Linked DNA regions of Homo sapiens: region 1 is linked to region 2. Evidence: chromatin loops called from intact Hi-C (ENCODE). Cell type or tissue: IMR-90. All regions are shown on one strand. Links, peaks and the distances in the headings refer to the core of each region. The heading gives the core; the rest is flanking DNA.

What was found. Peaks named below come from ENCODE experiments on the same cell type or tissue, not always from the same donor. Only the 100,000 strongest peaks of a DNase experiment are listed, where the experiment ranks them.
Region 1: a loop joins it to region 2, with 5 times the contacts of the local background. A loop is called at or near these places in 4 of 110 quality-filtered maps.

Annotation. Positions count from the first base shown.
Region 1 is chr9:92,097,335-92,105,701 of GRCh38, reverse strand. The region is part of intron 3 of SPTLC1 (serine palmitoyltransferase long chain base subunit 1); the gene reads left to right. It also overlaps the pseudogene LOC100420896. Among named protein-coding and RNA genes, the nearest start is that of SPTLC1, 14 kb to the left of the region's middle. RefSeq lists an enhancer at 1,938-2,438. In IMR-90, for the core only: no CTCF peak of the experiment used is centred there; a DNase peak (open chromatin) is centred at 5,001; H3K27ac peaks cover 461 bases.
Region 2 is chr9:91,767,367-91,775,733 of GRCh38, reverse strand. All of the region lies in intron 2 of ROR2 (receptor tyrosine kinase like orphan receptor 2), which reads left to right. Among named protein-coding and RNA genes, the nearest start is that of MIR3910-2, 140 kb to the right of the region's middle. In IMR-90, for the core only: a CTCF peak has its summit at 4,558 (motif pointing right); a DNase peak (open chromatin) is centred at 4,443; H3K27ac peaks cover 732 bases.

The DNA of each region.
Region 1 (8,367 bases), core at 3,655-6,154, 330 kb before region 2:
CACTTCCCAGAGAGGGTGGGGGCCTGGCAGAGGCGCTCCTCACTGCCCAGACGGTGCGGTGGCCAGGCAGAGGCGCTCCTCACTTCCCAGATGGTGGGGCGGCTGGGCAGAGGCGCTCCTCACTTCCCAGATGGTGGAGCAGCCGGGCAGAGGCGCTCCTCACTTCCCAGATGGTACAGGCAGAGATGCTCCTCAGGTCTCAATCTCTTGACCTCCTGATCCACCCGCCTGGGCCTCCCAAAGTGCTGGATTACAGGCGTGGGCCACCACGCCTGCCCTGCTGTCTCTTCTTTCTCCTCCTAAGCAGCTCTCTTAGTCTCCTGAATTTTGATGTTCTACTTAACAACCTCATGTTCTTACGCATGTTGCCCTGCTGGAGGCGTCCTTCTCTTTGGGAAGCCTGACCCACCAACAGTGCCTCAGGAGATAGACATGGAAGCTTAGCCGGTGGGGGCCCCTCATCTCTCTCCCACCTCAGTTGCAGGGGAGGGGTCGGTTGCAGCTGCAGCGGTGGCCCCGACAGTTTTCTTTTGCGGGACCTGTGGCCGGCAGCTCTGGGTGGAGAAGACCTACTTGATCCAAGAGCTGCAGGATCCTTGGGCTGCATGTCCTCCCCCACCATCAGCAAGCCTGGAGAGCTGGGCAGGTGGTCTTTACCCAGCACCTTCAAGGCCGCCTTCTCTGGCCACAGGGAGCAGCCCGGAACTGGGGCAGGGAGCACTGTTGGAAGTGGGTCAGGCTTCCCAAAGGGAAGGATGCCTCCAACAGGGCTGTGTGAACTGGCGACTCCATGGCCCTTGGAGTAGAAACTCACTGCATGCACCTGGGCCTTGTCAGTCTGGTTGTTTTCTGTCAAGCTCTTGAGGTGGACATTTCCCTCCAAGGGCCTGGGATTGTACCAGGAGGAAGTGAGGTTTCCCTGAGTCTCCAGGGGCCTAGAGGTGGAAGCTGCTTCCCCATTGCTACAGGGGCCCCTTTTATTGTCCTCCTGCCCCTGGGTCTCTACCTGGTCTTTCACCTCCGTTGCTTCTTTGGGCTCTTCTGCCCTCACCTCCATCTTCGGGAGCCTGGCTGGGATCACCTGCTCATCTAATGAAGGAAGTTGAAGGTTAAACTTGCCTCTGAGACAAGAGATCCTCACGGGGCTGAGGTGTCCAAACATCCTGGAGTTGCGAGCAGACAGCACGGGTTTCTTCCTTGAGGGGGGGGCTCCAGACCACAGGAGGCAGGACCCTCTGTGGGGTGCCCGTGTTCCGAGGGATAAGACACAGCCTCACAGGGGCGCCATCCCACCTGACTGGAAAAGAAGGCCCAAGATGTCGCTGACGGTTGAAGAGGAGTGGGAAACGGCCCCAGATTCCCGGGGCAGGCACAGGTGCAGGAGCCGCGGGGTGAGCCCGGCCAGCTGGGAAGGCCTCACGGACAAGACGAGCAGGTTGCCGGTGGCGTGGCCAGGACCTGCGGTGGAACCAGGAACAAAATATGCTTAGTGAGTTGCCCATTTTGAGCGAGTTGTGCACAGACGAAACTAAGGGTCAGAAGCGGAGAGGATACTCCGAAGTCACCCACTTCTCTGTGGCCGGGTGCACACTGGGCATCTGGGAGTTTATGACATCACTATGGGGCTGGTGACAGAGCCAGGGTGTGAAGGAGTGCTTAGGAGCCCAGCGAGGGTGCCTACAAGAGGAGTCAAAGGGCAAAGGGTGAGACCCTTCCACCAGTCCCCCTGGACTCTAGCCTCAGGGACGTCCTGCTCCTGGGGGCAGGTGTGTGGCCCTGGATGGGCCCCCCTGTGGGGCTGTTGGGGGTGCGGGGCTGATCCGCCAGAGCCATGGCGCCTGGCCCAGGTGCTGGCTGGCACCCAGTGGCCCTGTCTTGGACGGCCCTGTCCCCCGGGTTACAGGGCCAGAACCTGGAAGCAGAGCACAGGACCAGCCAGATCCTGCCAGGCTCCCCCGGGGCCTTTCCAGTGCCTCTGTGCCGCCTGGAGCAAGGCCCGCCTTCTCCATGGCTGCCGTGGCCTCAAGGGCCACCAGCCTTGCTTCGCAGGTTTCCAAAGAGAGGACGCGGTGCCCTGACCTGACTGGATGCGCCTCTTACCACATGCCTCCCTGGCAGGCAGGGTCTCCGCTTTTTACAAATTTGCCTGAGACCATTCCTCAGGTCATTCAGGTGGTCATGGCCCAGCCAGGCTTTGAACCTGGGCTGTGCGATTCCACAGCTGGCGTTCTGGCCTGTGTGCCTCATGATCATGGATACAGCATCTATTCTTATTTTTTCCTGTAGTTCTGGGGTACTTAGCACCGTGGCATATCTGTAATAAGCACGTGCACACCTCGAAGGAGGTCTTCACTTCAGCATAGAAGTTGACCATGGCATGCTCTGGGCTCCAGTCTTCTACAAAGATGTAGGGCAGGAACTACCAGTTGTCAGCACAGCACCATCCCACATTGCTCTTCTAATGGAGCCTTTCACCCCAGATGTTCTTTCTCGTCTGATGGGAAGGATCCACGTATGTAAAGATTATGTTCTAGATCAGCTTTGGTCTGTCCTAAAAGAAATTTGCCAGTGGATTATTCCATATGGATAAAAGTCAGTTTCTCTGGTCTTCCTGGAATGTGTCTAGAAAGCAAATACATTATTTACGAGTTCATAGTAGATCAATATATTGGATTAAAATATGACAAACATAATTTGGTCATTGTGAGCATGCCAGCTCGGTCAACTATTCACCACACATGATGCCCTAAATATAACTCTAGGTTTTCTTATGCCCAAGAGAGGGACATACTCTTGGGTGTCTGGACTAGGGAAACATGTATGAAAAACCATTTGGCCACTCTACATCTTGTTATTGGAGAATCAAAACTATCTATATTCAAAGATATTATTAAAAGGTAAGAAGTTAACTTCTGTCATTTTGTTAATTGTTTTCTGGTTGTTTTGTAGATCTTTTGTTTCTTTTTTTATTGTTTGCTTTATGGTTTGGTGAGTTTCTGTACTGATAAGCTTTGATTCCTTTATTTCATTGACATATCTGGTGTAATTTTTTTCTCTGGTTACTCTGGAGCTTACATTTAAAAATGTATAGTTATGATAGACTATTTAAAGCTGATAAAAATTTTGATCACACACGAACCTGCTATACTACCCCCACATCCCTTGTCAGTGCACAAAATTTGTACTTTTTTGCCTTAATTTATATTGTTCTGTATTGGGTGTTTATTAATAACTCATTGTAGATATAAATATTTTTGACTATTTTGATGTTCAGCTTTCTCAAGGGTGATTTGAAAGATTCTAAAGCATTAATTTCAGTAATGTAGAATTCTCAGTTTGAATATGAATTTACTTTTAACAGTTAGGTGGATAGTGTCCTGTTTTTGCATTAGTATTCTTTCACTTGCGATTGAAGCACTTGTTAAGCATTTCTTGTCAGGCTGGTCTTATGGTGATGAATTCCATAAGCATTTGCTTGTCTGGGAAAGACTTTATTTCTTTAATTTCTGATGGGTAGCTGTGCTCAGTACAGTACTCTTTGCTGACTGATTTCTCATTAGCACTTTGAATATATCATCCTCATCTTTCCTAGCCTTCAAGGTTTCTGCTGTGAAAACTGATAGTCTAATGGAGACTTGCTTATTTGTGATCTGATGCTTCTTTCTTGCTAATTTTAGAAGTTTTTCTTTGTGTTTGACTTTTGACAAATTGATTATAATGTGCCTTAGAAAAGGCCTTTTTGGGTTGAATATGTCCCTTTAAGCTTCACGGAACTGGATGTCCGTATCTCTCCCAAGAATTGGGAGATTTTCAGCTATTGTTTTGTTAAATAAGTTTTCTGTGTCTTTGTCTCTTTTCTCTGTTTCTCTTCTATATTTTCAAAATCTGTTATCTTAGTATCATGGCACAAGTCTCATAGACTTTCTTTGATTCTTTTTACTCTTTTTTTCTCCTTTTTTCCCTCAGTCTGGGTTATTTCAGAAGTCCTGTCTGCAAGTTCAGAAATTCTTTTGTTTGATCTAGTGTGCCATTGAAGCTGTCAGTGGTACTTTTTAATTTAATTCATTCAATTCTTCATTCCTAAGGTTTCTGTTGGTTTGTTTTCTTTTTTCTTTTCTCTTTTTTTTTTTTTTTTTTTTTGAGACGGAGTCTTGCTCTGTCGCCCAGGCTGGAGTGCAGTGGCACGATCTCGGCTCACTGCAAGCTCCGCCTCCCAGGTTCACGCCATTCTCCTGCCTCAGCCTCCGGAGTAGCTGGGACTACAGGCACCCGCCACCACGCCCGGCTAATTGTTTGTATTTTTAGTAGAGACAGGGTTTCATCCTGTTAGCCAGGATGGTCTAGATCTCCTGACCTCGTGATCCGCCCACCTCGGCCTTCCAAAGTGCTGGGATTACAGGTGTGAGCCACCACGCCTGGCCTGTTTGTTTTCTTTAATGGTATCTATGTCTTTGTTGAATTTCTCATTCAGGCTATGGCTTGTTTTTTTTTATTATTCGATTAAGTTTTCTCTCTGTATTCTTTTGTATCTCATTGAATTTTCTTAAGATCAATATTTCAAATTCCTTTTAAGGCAATTTGAAAATTTCCATTTATTTAGGGTAACTTTGTGAAGAATTATTGTGCAACTTTGGTGGTGTCAAGTTTCATTGCATTTTCATGCTTTTTATCTCCTATGTTTATATTTATGAGACTGTTGACACGGTCACCTGTTCTAATTGTATAGAGTGGCTTATGTAGAGAAAGATTTTCACCTGGAGATGTGTCTTAGGGTGTCAGTTGGATGGGCTGCATCTGCTTTAGTTCTAGGAGGACACAGTAGTGTAATATCTGTGCTTTTCTCTTGCCTGTTTTTTTTTTTTTTCTTTTGCTAGTATCCATTTTGGTGATACCTGTGAGTGTCTTGGTGACCTAGGCTGTAGGAGCATGTGCAGTTTGTTTTTCTGCTCAGGACTGGGGGCTGGGGGAGAAGGCGGCGGTGTCAGGAAGCTGCATGCCTATCTAGTGACTGTGTTACTGAGTCACAGGGGTTGGTACACCAGTTTGAGATGGGACTCCCCTGGAAACACTCGCCTAGCTGTGGATTACTGGGGCTGGTCTGCAGGTTTGAGATGGGGATCACCTAGAAACACCAGGGCCAGTTGGTGAGCGCACTGATGGCACAATAAATCAGTAATCGGTCCACAGTTAGAGTGTTGCAGTCACTAGGATGTGGAAGGCAAACCTCTTTGAGAGTTTGTTTCTAGGATATAGACAGCAGTAGCTGCTTTCCTGGAGAAGGCTGTTGTAATGACAGGGTAGCCCCTGGGATGGAAGGAGGCAGTGACCACTAGTTCATGGAACAGAATATACTCAGCTATGGCTTGGCTTTCTAGATGGTGCTATATGTGGGCTCCTTCTCTGGGGCAGTATAGCCCTGTGGGCATCAAGCAGCTTCCTAAACTAGGCTGCTAGAGATGGGGTTTCACCATGTTGGTCAGGCTGGTCTCAAACTCCTGACCTCTGGTGATCTGCCCGCCTCGGCCTCCCAAAGTGCTGGGATCACAGGCGTGAGCCCCCATACCTGACCTACCTTTTTTTTTTTTTTGTTAAGAAACTTGCTTATGTTGTTCTTTATTTTCTTCTTGACTTTTTTTTCCCCAGGTTTCCTTACAGTCATGCGTCACTTAATGACGTAGATACGTTCTGAGAAATGTGTTAGGCAATTCCATTGTCATGCAAACATCATAGAGTGGACTTACACAGACCTAGATGTGTAGTGTGTACCTATAACCTGGTACGCACCTAGACTATATGGTATAGCCTATTGCTCCTAGGTCACAAACTATACAGCATGTTACTCTACTGAATACTCTAGGCAGTTGTAGTAAAATGGTATTTGTGTATCTAAATATATTTAAGTATAGAGAAGGTACAATAGGGCCAGGCATGATGGCTCATGCCTGCAATCTCAGCACTTTGGGAGGCTGAGGTGGGCAGGTCACTTGAGCCCAGGAATTTGAGACCAGCCTGGGCAACATGACAAAACCCCTTCTCTACCAAAGAATCCAAAAAATTAGGTGGGTGTGGTAATATAGGCCTATAGTCCCAGCTACTTGGGAGGATGAGGTGGGAAGATGGCTTGAGCCTGGGAGGTGGAGGTTGCAGTGAAACAAGATTGTGCCACTGTGCTCCATCCTGGGCAACAGAGCCAGACCCTGTCTTAAAAAAAAAAAAAAAAAGTACAGTAAAAATACAGTATTTTACTCTTATAGGACCACTGTTGTATATGTGGTCCATTTTGTCAATTGAGATGTTAAATGGCACGCGACTGTATATCCATTAATTGTAGGCGATTTGAGACTGGCTCTCTGAAAACACATCTACACTCACTGTGCCCAGGCCTGGAATAGCTCCTGTCATGCCTTTGTGTGGATTAGGGGAAGGTACTCTTCCTCCAGCAAGTGCAGCAGCCTGGTGCAGACCTTGGGCTGTGGTGCCGATCCCTGGGTGCCCCTAACAGGACCCCAGCTCATGCAGCAACCTTGCTCTGCCCTTTCTTCTGGCAGAGTTCAGATATAGGATAATGTGTCCTTAGATAATTTAGTGGTTATATTTTTATGACTTCATTAGTATTATTCATTAGTTGGGCCAATGTTATGAGGCTATATTTTCTTTATTGGATACTTTTGTTTTCCCCAGAGTTAATCATTTTTGTTTGGTTACTTGATTGGTTCTACAGTGGTCTTTATGTTGTTTGCCTCTAGGAGCATAAAACTCCATTCAGAATGTTCACACGTTAGTTATCTATTAGATTCACTTTCTTTGTTCTTTCTCCTGCTCCACTCCTGACTGGTTGTTATATGCAGCTGCTACACAGGGTGGCCCTGGAGTGTCCCATCACCATTAGCTTGAGAATTTCCTTTCTCTGTTCTGCATTGGCTATTTCCTGTCTCTTGGTTTACAGTAGATTATAGATAGATTTCAGAGAAGGGTCATGGAAGGTGAATTTTTTTTTTTGAAACCTACACATCTTAAAATTTTTTATTTTTACCCTTTTGCACTGTACTGATTGTTTTATCAGTTTTATTGATCTGTTAGACACTTCCTCAATATCTGGTGATTGTTAACATCCCTTCTTTTTTTTCAATATGCACAATATTTTTATTGTCATCAAGAACATTATGTAAATTGTTTGCAGAAACTACAAGAAAATTGAAGGTTGTTTTGTTGATAGTGAAAGGCAATGGAAGGGCACTGTGGATCAATAAGGCTGAGGGGCGAGACAAAGAGGGCAAAAATCTTTACTGAGCTCTCGGGCGAGGTTCACTGGTCCGCAGGGGGAGGGCCAGGGAAGTCGCGCTGTGCCAAAGGTGCAGAGCGCTTTTATGGATGCTGGGTGAGGAGTGGGCGGGGTAGGGGCGGGATAGGTTGAGTTTCGTGCTTCTGAGTGTGACACGCCCTAGTGGGCATGCGCGTTGGTCCGGGTGGCGGGAACAGGAAAGGTGAACCCGGAAATGCTGAGTCAGGGTACCCGATGTGGCTGTCAGGATGGCGGGAATAAGCGAAAATGCCAAGTCAGGGTAGCCAAGATGGCTGCCGAGATGGCGGGAACCGGTGAATCCGGGAATGCTGAGTCAGGGTAGCCAAGATGGTTACCGATCGCCATCTTGGAGTCTTCACCGGAGTCCAATCAGATTACATTCAGTGTTACTTTTCTTCAATTTATGCAATACCTATTTACATTCAATACTGAGTTGACACAAGAGTAAGCGAATTAACTTAGATTTTTTTCCTTTAGACAGAAGCCTTATTGATATATAATCTATTTACCATAAAATTTACCATTTTGAAGTGTAAGGTTTTTTTCCTTTAAACAGCAGCTGTATTGATACGTAATCTATATACCATAAAATCTGTCATTTTGAAGTGTATAATTAAGTGGTTTTTAGCATATTCCCAGAGTTATACAACTATCACCACCATCTAATTCCAAAATATTTTTATCACCCCAAAAGAAATCCCAAAGCCATTAGCAGTTACTTCCCACTCCTTCCTCTGCCCAGGCCTTAGCAACCATTTATCTACTTTATGGACTTGCCTATTCTGGACATTTCACATTAAAAGGAATAAACAATACTTAGCCTTTGTTTCTGGGTTCTTTCACTTAACATAATGTTTTCAGGACTCATCCACATTGTAGCATGTATCCGTACTTCATTTTATCACCAAATAATATTTCAGTGTATGGATACACACATTTTGTTTATACATTAATCAGTTGATGCACAATTGGGTTTTTTCCCTCGTAAGAGTATATGAAAAAATAAAAAATAATAAAACTGCTATGAAATAATGTGTACACATTTTTGCATGGGCATAATGTTT
Region 2 (8,367 bases), core at 3,365-5,864:
GGGACATGCAGGTGCTCTCCATGTCCTCCAAATGCCCTGTGCTGAGGCTCATCTTGCACTGCCATTGCCTGAAGGAAGGCGCTGGGGGTCCTCTGGCCCCTTGGTGCCCCCTGGTGGTGGGTATGGTGGAATGCCACCTTGATTCCTGTGTTTCTTGACTTGGAGGGCATTGAGGGCCTGTTGGGGCCACAGGTGGGAGGTGACACGCAGGGAGGCATGGGTGGACAGATGGCGGCCTGGCAGATGGGGAAAGGGCCTGAGCGGAGCCTTAGGAGCTGGATTCCTGTTGCATGTGACTCCAGAGGTGTGTGTACGTCTCAGTGGGCAGATGGACGGCCCTCCTCCTCCCAGCCACCTGGAATTCTGTCTTGTGGCTTCAGTTCTTCCCCTGGGCCTGTGGTCAGAGCCATGCTCACTTGGCACACCTTGCAGGAATGCACCATAGATTTGTAGGGTCAATAGAACAAGTTTCCCCCGGATGCAGACCTGTGGCTTGAGGAACTGACGTGTTTGCTAATGCATATAGTGTTACCCCATAGCCACAGATAGCCTGTCTCAGTCAGCTCAGGCTGCCTTAGCAAGCACCACAGACCAGGAAGCTGAAACAACACACACACTTCCTAGTTCTGGAGGCTGGAGGTCCAAGATCAAGGTGCCAGCACAGTTGGGTTCTGGAGAGGACCCTCCTCCTGGCTTGCAGGCAGCTGCCGCCTTGCTGTGTCCTCTTACGGTGGAGAGACAGAGGTCTGTTTGATTCTCTTCTCATAAGGACACTATTCCTGTCATGGAGGCCCCGCTGAAACCGACCCAATAGTCCTATAGGCGGTTCTTTGGGATAAACAGAGAAATTGACCCTTCTGGTCTTAAAGTTTGAAACTTACATTTGTTTTATCTTGACTTCCTTCTTCAGGAAAAGGATGCCCAGACCCCTCAAAAAAGTATCGAATCATGCTTCTCCAGGCCCTCCTTCATCATGTCTGCTTCCTTACCCCTCCCTAGTTCCTGTTTTCTCACACATAGTTACATTTCTTCTCTGATGTATAAACCCCAAATTTTAGTCCATTGGGGAGATGGATTTGAGACTGAGTTCTCATCTCCTTGGCTGCAGCACCTGATTAAAGCCGATTAAAATCCTTTTCCTTGGCACTGCTTGTTGTTTCAGTGATTGGCTTTCTGTTTGGGGAGCAGGAGGACCTAGACCGAATCCCGGTGTTTTCATAACACCCCCATCATGACCTCATCTAATCCTAATTACCTTCCAAAGGCCTCACCTGCAAATATCATCACATTGAGGGATAGAGCTTCAACTTATGGGTTTGGGGGGCACCACTGCTCAGTCCATAACAATCAACTGCCAGAACAGCCACTTTATTTCTGTCCAATCTACAGAGTGGCTCTGCACAGCTTCCTCATGGAGGTCAGTTGTTTAAAACCAAGAGCAGGTGGAGCTCTGCCCAGCATGCAGGGTGGCAGTGAGGCTGGTGCCTGGTGCTTGGAGGCTTAAGAGGATTCCATCCTCTGTAGGATGTTAAATGTAGTAAACGCATGCTCTGAAAGCTTGTTTAGTACACTGGCCTTGGGGACCACATTTCCTTAGGAAGAAAAATAGTTTTTGTTGGTTAGATTCTCAACTTCTTTCTCAAAAGCCTGACTTAACCCACAGTGCAGACAGACCACAGATACTTACTGATTGTCCCCATAGCTGGCTCTGCGCAAGATCCTAGGACGTGTTGGCTGAACTGTGCTCTCTGCTGTGTGGATTTTACAGGTCTGGGGAAAGGCAAGCTGTCAGGTCATGATAAAATTCTGAGTTGTGGCCAAGTGGCCTAAAGGAAGAGATCAGGTTTTGGGAGGGTAGAAGAGGAACACATCTCTTGATCTGGGCACAGATGGTTGTGCTGAGATCTGAAGAGTGGACACTGGCCAAGTGAAAACGAGAGGGAAGTGTGTGCGAAGCCCAGTGGGGGCCCTGGGTCAAGCGGGACTTGGTGTCATGGTGGTACCGCAGGGGAGATGCCTGGCTTATGGGCTGGGGCAAGGTGGAGGTCAGAGTCAGCCGGGGTTGAACCCATGAATCTCAATAGGGCAGCTGGAAGGCTCTTGAAATTCAAGTCAGTTAGAATAAATAAAATTACGATTTCAGTTCCTTGGTTGTACTAGCTACATTTCAGTTTGGCAAGAGGCTCCCACAATGGGTAGCACAAATCTAAAACGTTCCAGTATCACGGAAAGTTCATGGGGCAGCCCTGGGCTACGCCCTGCACAGCACTTTAGGTCCTGGAATTTGTGTTTGATTGTCGGTTGTTGAGGGCGTCTGGTGTCGGGGGTGGTGCAGTTTGATTTACTCTGTGAAAAAATCACACGGCAGCTGTGAAGCACGGTTTGAGGAGAAGCAGAGGATGCAGTTGAGGGGGAGGGGGCGAGTGATGAGAAGCAGACAGGCCATATTAACGGCCGAGAATCCAACTTGAGTCATTCCATAGACTCTGATATTTCCTTGGGAAAATGTATTGCAGTCCTTTGTTTCAGATGCGCTGCAAACCTCTCACCCGGGGGCTTCCTTGTGGGCCTGGGGCGGGGCTGTGCCAAGGCTTCTGGAGCAGAGGGCTGCAGGGGCCCTGGGACTGCATGTGGGATGGGAGCTGTTCTTTAAGTGGAGTGATCACAAATAACCCTGCGAGGCAGAAACAGCTGCATATTCATGATGCACTTAGGAAGATGCATTTGCTTATCAAGGTGAAAAAATGACCATCAGATGAAATTTGACAGAAAATTTTATTCCCTGGATGCTGCAAGCTCCTGGCATTTATAAGTCAAATTCAGTGCTCTAAGGTAGGATTCTCTCAGTTCCATTTCTGGGAGTGGAGCAACTTCTCAAGCGTAGAATAGAATGCTTTCTACCGTGCTTTTTGTTTGTTGGGATTTGATAATCTCTTGACTTTTTTGTTGTTGTTGTTAACCCACAAGTGAATGGTTTAAAAACCATGTGTGTTCAGTGCGTTCCCATGACCGAAAGGAGTTGATTGATTACAGAGTTTGGAAGTTTGCCTCGGACCTGTCCAGAGCACAGAAACACGGACGCTAAAGGTGGCCCGTCAAGTGGGCACATCTGTACATACATGCATGTTTATGAAAGGGTAGTACAAAAAGAAAGCAAAGAACCACAGAAGGCCGGGCTGCCTTTCTTTGCAGTAGCAGGATAGAGTAGTATAGTATCACAGTTCTGAGCCTGGGTTTGCAAGAGGATGGGCCTGGATAAATGGTGGCTTCACCCTTCCCCCTGGGGTCAGGGCCTTGGGCATGGCACTGCTCTCAGCACAGTTTCAAGATGGGAGCACCCCCAGCATAGGCGGGATGAAAGGGCTTGCTCAGTTCACTGCAAGCACCTAGAAACAGTAGCTGATGCTGGCGCCATTTGTTAGCATCACCATCGTGATGATTGGTGGATCATCAGCACTCTTAGCGGGACAGGATCTGTAGTGAACTGCCCCCCAGAAGTCTCAGGGTAGGGGCCCCAATCTTTCCCTTGCTCATGAATTATCTGGTCCTGTAGTGTGATTTTACTTCCTTTTGAGTTCTTGCTCCTGCACAAATGGAGACTCACTCCACCCGTCCTTCTACTCCTGGCCCCTTCCTTATATGATTAGTAATAGAAGGAGTCGGCCTGGCAAAGCCAGACTCATTCTTCCTGCACGTTTTTGCTCATAGAGCTTCTGGGAATGTCACGCTTGGCCACATTTGGCCTAATCACATGTATAATCATAGCTGAATGTACTATATTAGCTATTTATTTAACCCAATCATCAGTCATGATGTATAAACATCTGCAAAATCACTGGCAGGTGACATTGGCCTGTGGACCAGTTCATCAGTGATATGACAGCTTTACCTTTGGCCAAGCAAAAGCGAATCTAAGAATTAGCTGGAAAATGTGTTTTTGTTCAGATGTCCTGGGTCAGTATTTGGCATGAAGCTTATATTTGGTAGATGGTATCGAGAGAGAGAGAGAGAAGAGAGAGAGGAGAGAGAGAGAGAGACAGAGAGAGAGATTCTCAGAGCAAAAAGCCTATATAGAGAAAATGAGCACTAAGGATGTTGTGATTTACAGATGAAAAGTTTGCCTTCAGTTTTCATATGCCAAAGTACTGTCATTGTTTAAGACTGCAGGCGACTGTAGGACTTGGTTATAACCGGGTTAACATGTGAGTGAATATTTAACAGAGCTTTGTCTTCGTTGTTACATTAGACGTCCAGGAGACATACACACATACATGCTTTAGAATTATCATTCTGTTACTTACAGAGGCTTATATCTGACCTAGAAACCACATGCTCTTTCGTTCCAAGACTGTGTTTTAAATGCACATGGAATACAGCTTGTGTTTTGAAAGATCAGTACTTTGGAATGTTTGTGGGAAGTGGATAATTTCTGAAGGCTGGGGCGGGGTGATGTGGGCTCGCCCGTCTGCTGGCCTCCTGTTCTGGCTCAGCCAAAATAGACCCGGCGAGCTGTGTCTCTCGACTTCAGAGAAGAGCTGCTCCTCGTCCACACTGCAGCCAGCAGGGGGATTCCTGACTTTGCCCATATGAGGTTGTGTTGCAATTATAGGTGATCTCAAGTGGATTCTAAATAACAGGGTAGTGAAACCAGTGCCTGGGTTACTAGGCTGTTCCCTGCTATTTGTGCCATGTCAGGCTGTGGTGCTGAACTAAAATTTCCTTGGAAAGAGAAAACAAAGCAGTCAGCAGAGCTCCCTGAGCTGACATGGAGACCATGCCTATTGGTCTCTGTTTACCAAGCATCAGTTTCCCAGTTCATGTAGGTCATATCGGCCGAATTATTGTGTGTGCTTCTGGTTTATTCTGGAACTCCTGGCATGCGTGCCTGTGTGTACGTATGATAGTTTGTTAGGTTTAACATAGAGTGAGGGTCTCCAAGGCTAAAAGGGTACAAATGAAAATGGGATCATCCCTGCAAACATAGTCAGCATAAAGTCTGTCAGGCTTGTTATTCACAACTTGGGCTCAGCATCAGGATGTGCCATGCAACTCTGCTAGGTGTGTCTCCTCTGGCCAGGGACCCCACAGAAAGTTACTTTTCAGGCTCCAGTTTCTGAATCTACAGACTGGGCATGATGAATGTTAGTTGTTCTGAGCGTGCACAGAGATGGCAGTTGTGTGTCAGCTGCTGGGTGCACGCCTGGTTCCAGGAGGCAATAACGTTGTTGTGCCTGGGCTTGTTGTTTCCTTAGAATACGGAAGACACTCCCTGGAGTGGGTGTGCTCCAGGTGCCCAGACCAGAATGTGAGAGGCACCCTGCCCCCGCCCATACCGAGTGAGGCTGGGGTGGGCCCCCGTGCTGACCGCCAGCAGGCGAGCCAGGGTAAAGATTATGAGGAATGTCCTCCTGCCAGGTGATTGTAGCCTGTCCTCAGAATTCTTTTCATCTTGAGAACATAAAGATTGAACACAGAGGTGACGCTTAGGTTTACCAGATACCCACAAGGGGTACTCAGGCACAAATAAGGATGCACAGGGGAGCGTGGTGCAGTCCCCAGGGCCACCATGAGGGCATCCCCCTGCAGCAGACTGCTCTGTTATTCCTTAATAATTTCCCTGCAAAGAGAGAAAGTACAGGGTCTAGACACATAGAACAATAAAGAGAAAATAACGTGAAGAGTACGGTGCAGCAGAAATGCACATGGAACTGCTGGTGGTCTGGATGTCCAAGGCGGTACTCGGATGGGCACGGGGGGTTTCTGGGAGGATGTGGCCCCTGAACTGAGGCTTCTTGCATTCAGCAAGTATTTACCGAAGCCCACAGCATGCTGGGCGCTCAGAGTCTCTGAAAACGTCCCAGTATGAGGCGGCGTGGTCTCTGCCCCTCCGGGCTCTCTGAGTGTCTTTCTAAATGGGAGAAGCAAGTGTGGGAACCACAGGAGGACCTCAGATCATGAAGGTACTGGAGGGAGGCGGGGCCGGGACGGGAGTGAGCGGTGCTGGCTGTCACAGTTGGGGTGGTCGAGAGGCTGAGCCCCACTGAGAGAGGACGTAGGGGCAATGGCTGGCAAAGGCCCCACAGCTCAGGATGCTCCAGGCAGGAGGCGGGCGTGGGAGAGGAAGGGAACGTAGAGTCCCGCTCAGAGCAGCAAGGCTATGACACCCAGTCTCACGGTGGGCACGCAGGGTCAGACTCGGGTTTCATTCTGGCCACTTCAGCTGTTATGTAGCCAAGGGCAGGAGTGGGGGGTGGTGTCCCACATGCCCTGCGTGCTCAGGGAACCCCCAGGACAGCTCTGAAGGTGCTGATATGCTTAAGGGGCACAGGTAGGGAGAGGACCAGGCTGCCACCAAGGAGGCCAGGGTGGGCTCCATGCTCATTGTGGGGCATCTCAGCCCTGCGGGTGTCGGCTGGAGCTAGAAACTCCTTTTACGAGGACACGGGAGGCTTGCACTGAGCCCAGTGTCCAGTGTCCACATCCACATCCACCCTGGGCTGGGGATTGCTAGGGGTACATTTTGTGGGCGCAAAGAGAAGCTCCAGGATGACATGGGGAGGGAGCAGCTGTCGAGCACTAGGACTTGGTGGAGGGAAGCTTCCAGGCAGGTCATTCTTAGGTTCCAAGTCAGCAGCCAGTTCAGCCCCTGCCAGTCTTGTCTGCCTCCGCCCGGCCCACAGCCACGCAATCCCAAGCAAACCTTTCCCTAAGACGTTTTCTAACATCCATTGGACAAAACAAACATGAGATGTCCAGGTTGTGAGCGTTGCACCACTCTGGAGGCTGAAGGCCATGTTCGAGGCACCTTTGATCCAAGTAGGGGACCCTTTATCCTCCTATTGGCTGTGAGTCTGCAATGCCTATTGGGTTGTCTGGATCTGGAGCCACTGAATGGTCTTGGAAGAAAACTCTACCCCACAAATAGGAGGTTTCAAAGTGTGCACCGTTGGTTATTCGGGGCAGAGTTTGGGCCGGGCACCTGAGACTGTCTGGACTGTCTGGAGACCCACAGCGGCTTCCTGCCATCGATGAGGCTGATTTCTGCCTCCGAACCTTCCCTGCAGTCCTCGATCAGCCCCTGTCTTTCTCCCAGGGGTAGCGTTCTGACAACCTGCGCCCAGCGGGGTGGCGTCCCTATGGTGGGCGGCCGTTTCCCTCATCTGACTGGTATTGTCAGTGGCTATTGTTCTTCCTCCTGCGGGTGACACACACGGACAGCAGTGATTCTTCCTGAGCTTGCTGGATTTGAGACCATACTGCAAAGGGCTGTGCCACCACCTGTCTGTCTCTGTCTGTCCCCAGGGTGTGCACACACCCATGTCTCTGTCTCTTTGGGTGGGTGTGGATGTCACCTGTGTGTAGGTCTTAACTTTAGTTTCTTGGGCTGTCTCCTTCCTTCTACAGCCGTTCTTCTTTCTTCTTCAATTCCTCTACCCTAGCAAAGGATGAGGACCTTTGTCATAGCAAAGGACTTCAAGACGAGGTGCCTTAAGACATCAGAATGTTTTCTCTCAGCTCTGGAGACCGGAAGTCTGAAATCAAGGTTTGTTGGCAGAGTCGGTTCCTTCTGAAGGCTCTGGGGACAGTCTGTGCCATGCTTCGGTCTGAGCTCCAGGCATTGCTGGCAACCCTTGGTGCCCATGGTGCTCTGTGGCTGTGGCGGCATCACTCCATCTCTGCTCTTTCTTCCCTCTAGGTCCGTGTCTGAAATTCCCTCTTCCTGTAAGGACAGTGTTGTTGGATTAGGGCCCTCTCTAATCAAGTAGGACTCCTCTTAACTTCGTTACATCTGCAGTGACCCTGTTTCCAAATAAAGTTACACTCACGGGTTGCGGGGATGAGGACTTCAGCATGAGTGGCTGGGGGACACGGGTCACCCCACCATACTCTCAGTTTCTTCAAAGGTACAAACACTCTTAGGTGGTTTTCTTCATCTCGCAAGTCCCCATGCTTCTAGTTTTCCCCGTTTTATCTGACTCCCATCCTTCCTGACACTGCCCCTGGTTTTCTGCAGCTGGCTGCATGCACCACTCAACAGCTCAGTGGGAAAGCCCGAGTGGAGTGGCCACTGTTCCACACCCGCAACGGATTTATTAACCTGGAAGTATCTTCCCTTGGGAGGAGCAGCTTTATGTCCTTCCTGCAGCTCTCAGGATTTCCATTCCATGTGCCCTTCCAGGAAATTTGTTTTATTTCCCGCTAATCAAAGCGCCATGACCTCATGATCTCTAATATGTAAAGTTTTCTTGATCTTCCTGGACTGATCAGTGTGACCTGGTAAAAGCAGATCCTCAATGCCTAAGTAATTTGACCAAGTTGGTGAATACTTGGATGATTGGCTGGATTTAAAAATCGTAAGTCGGCTGG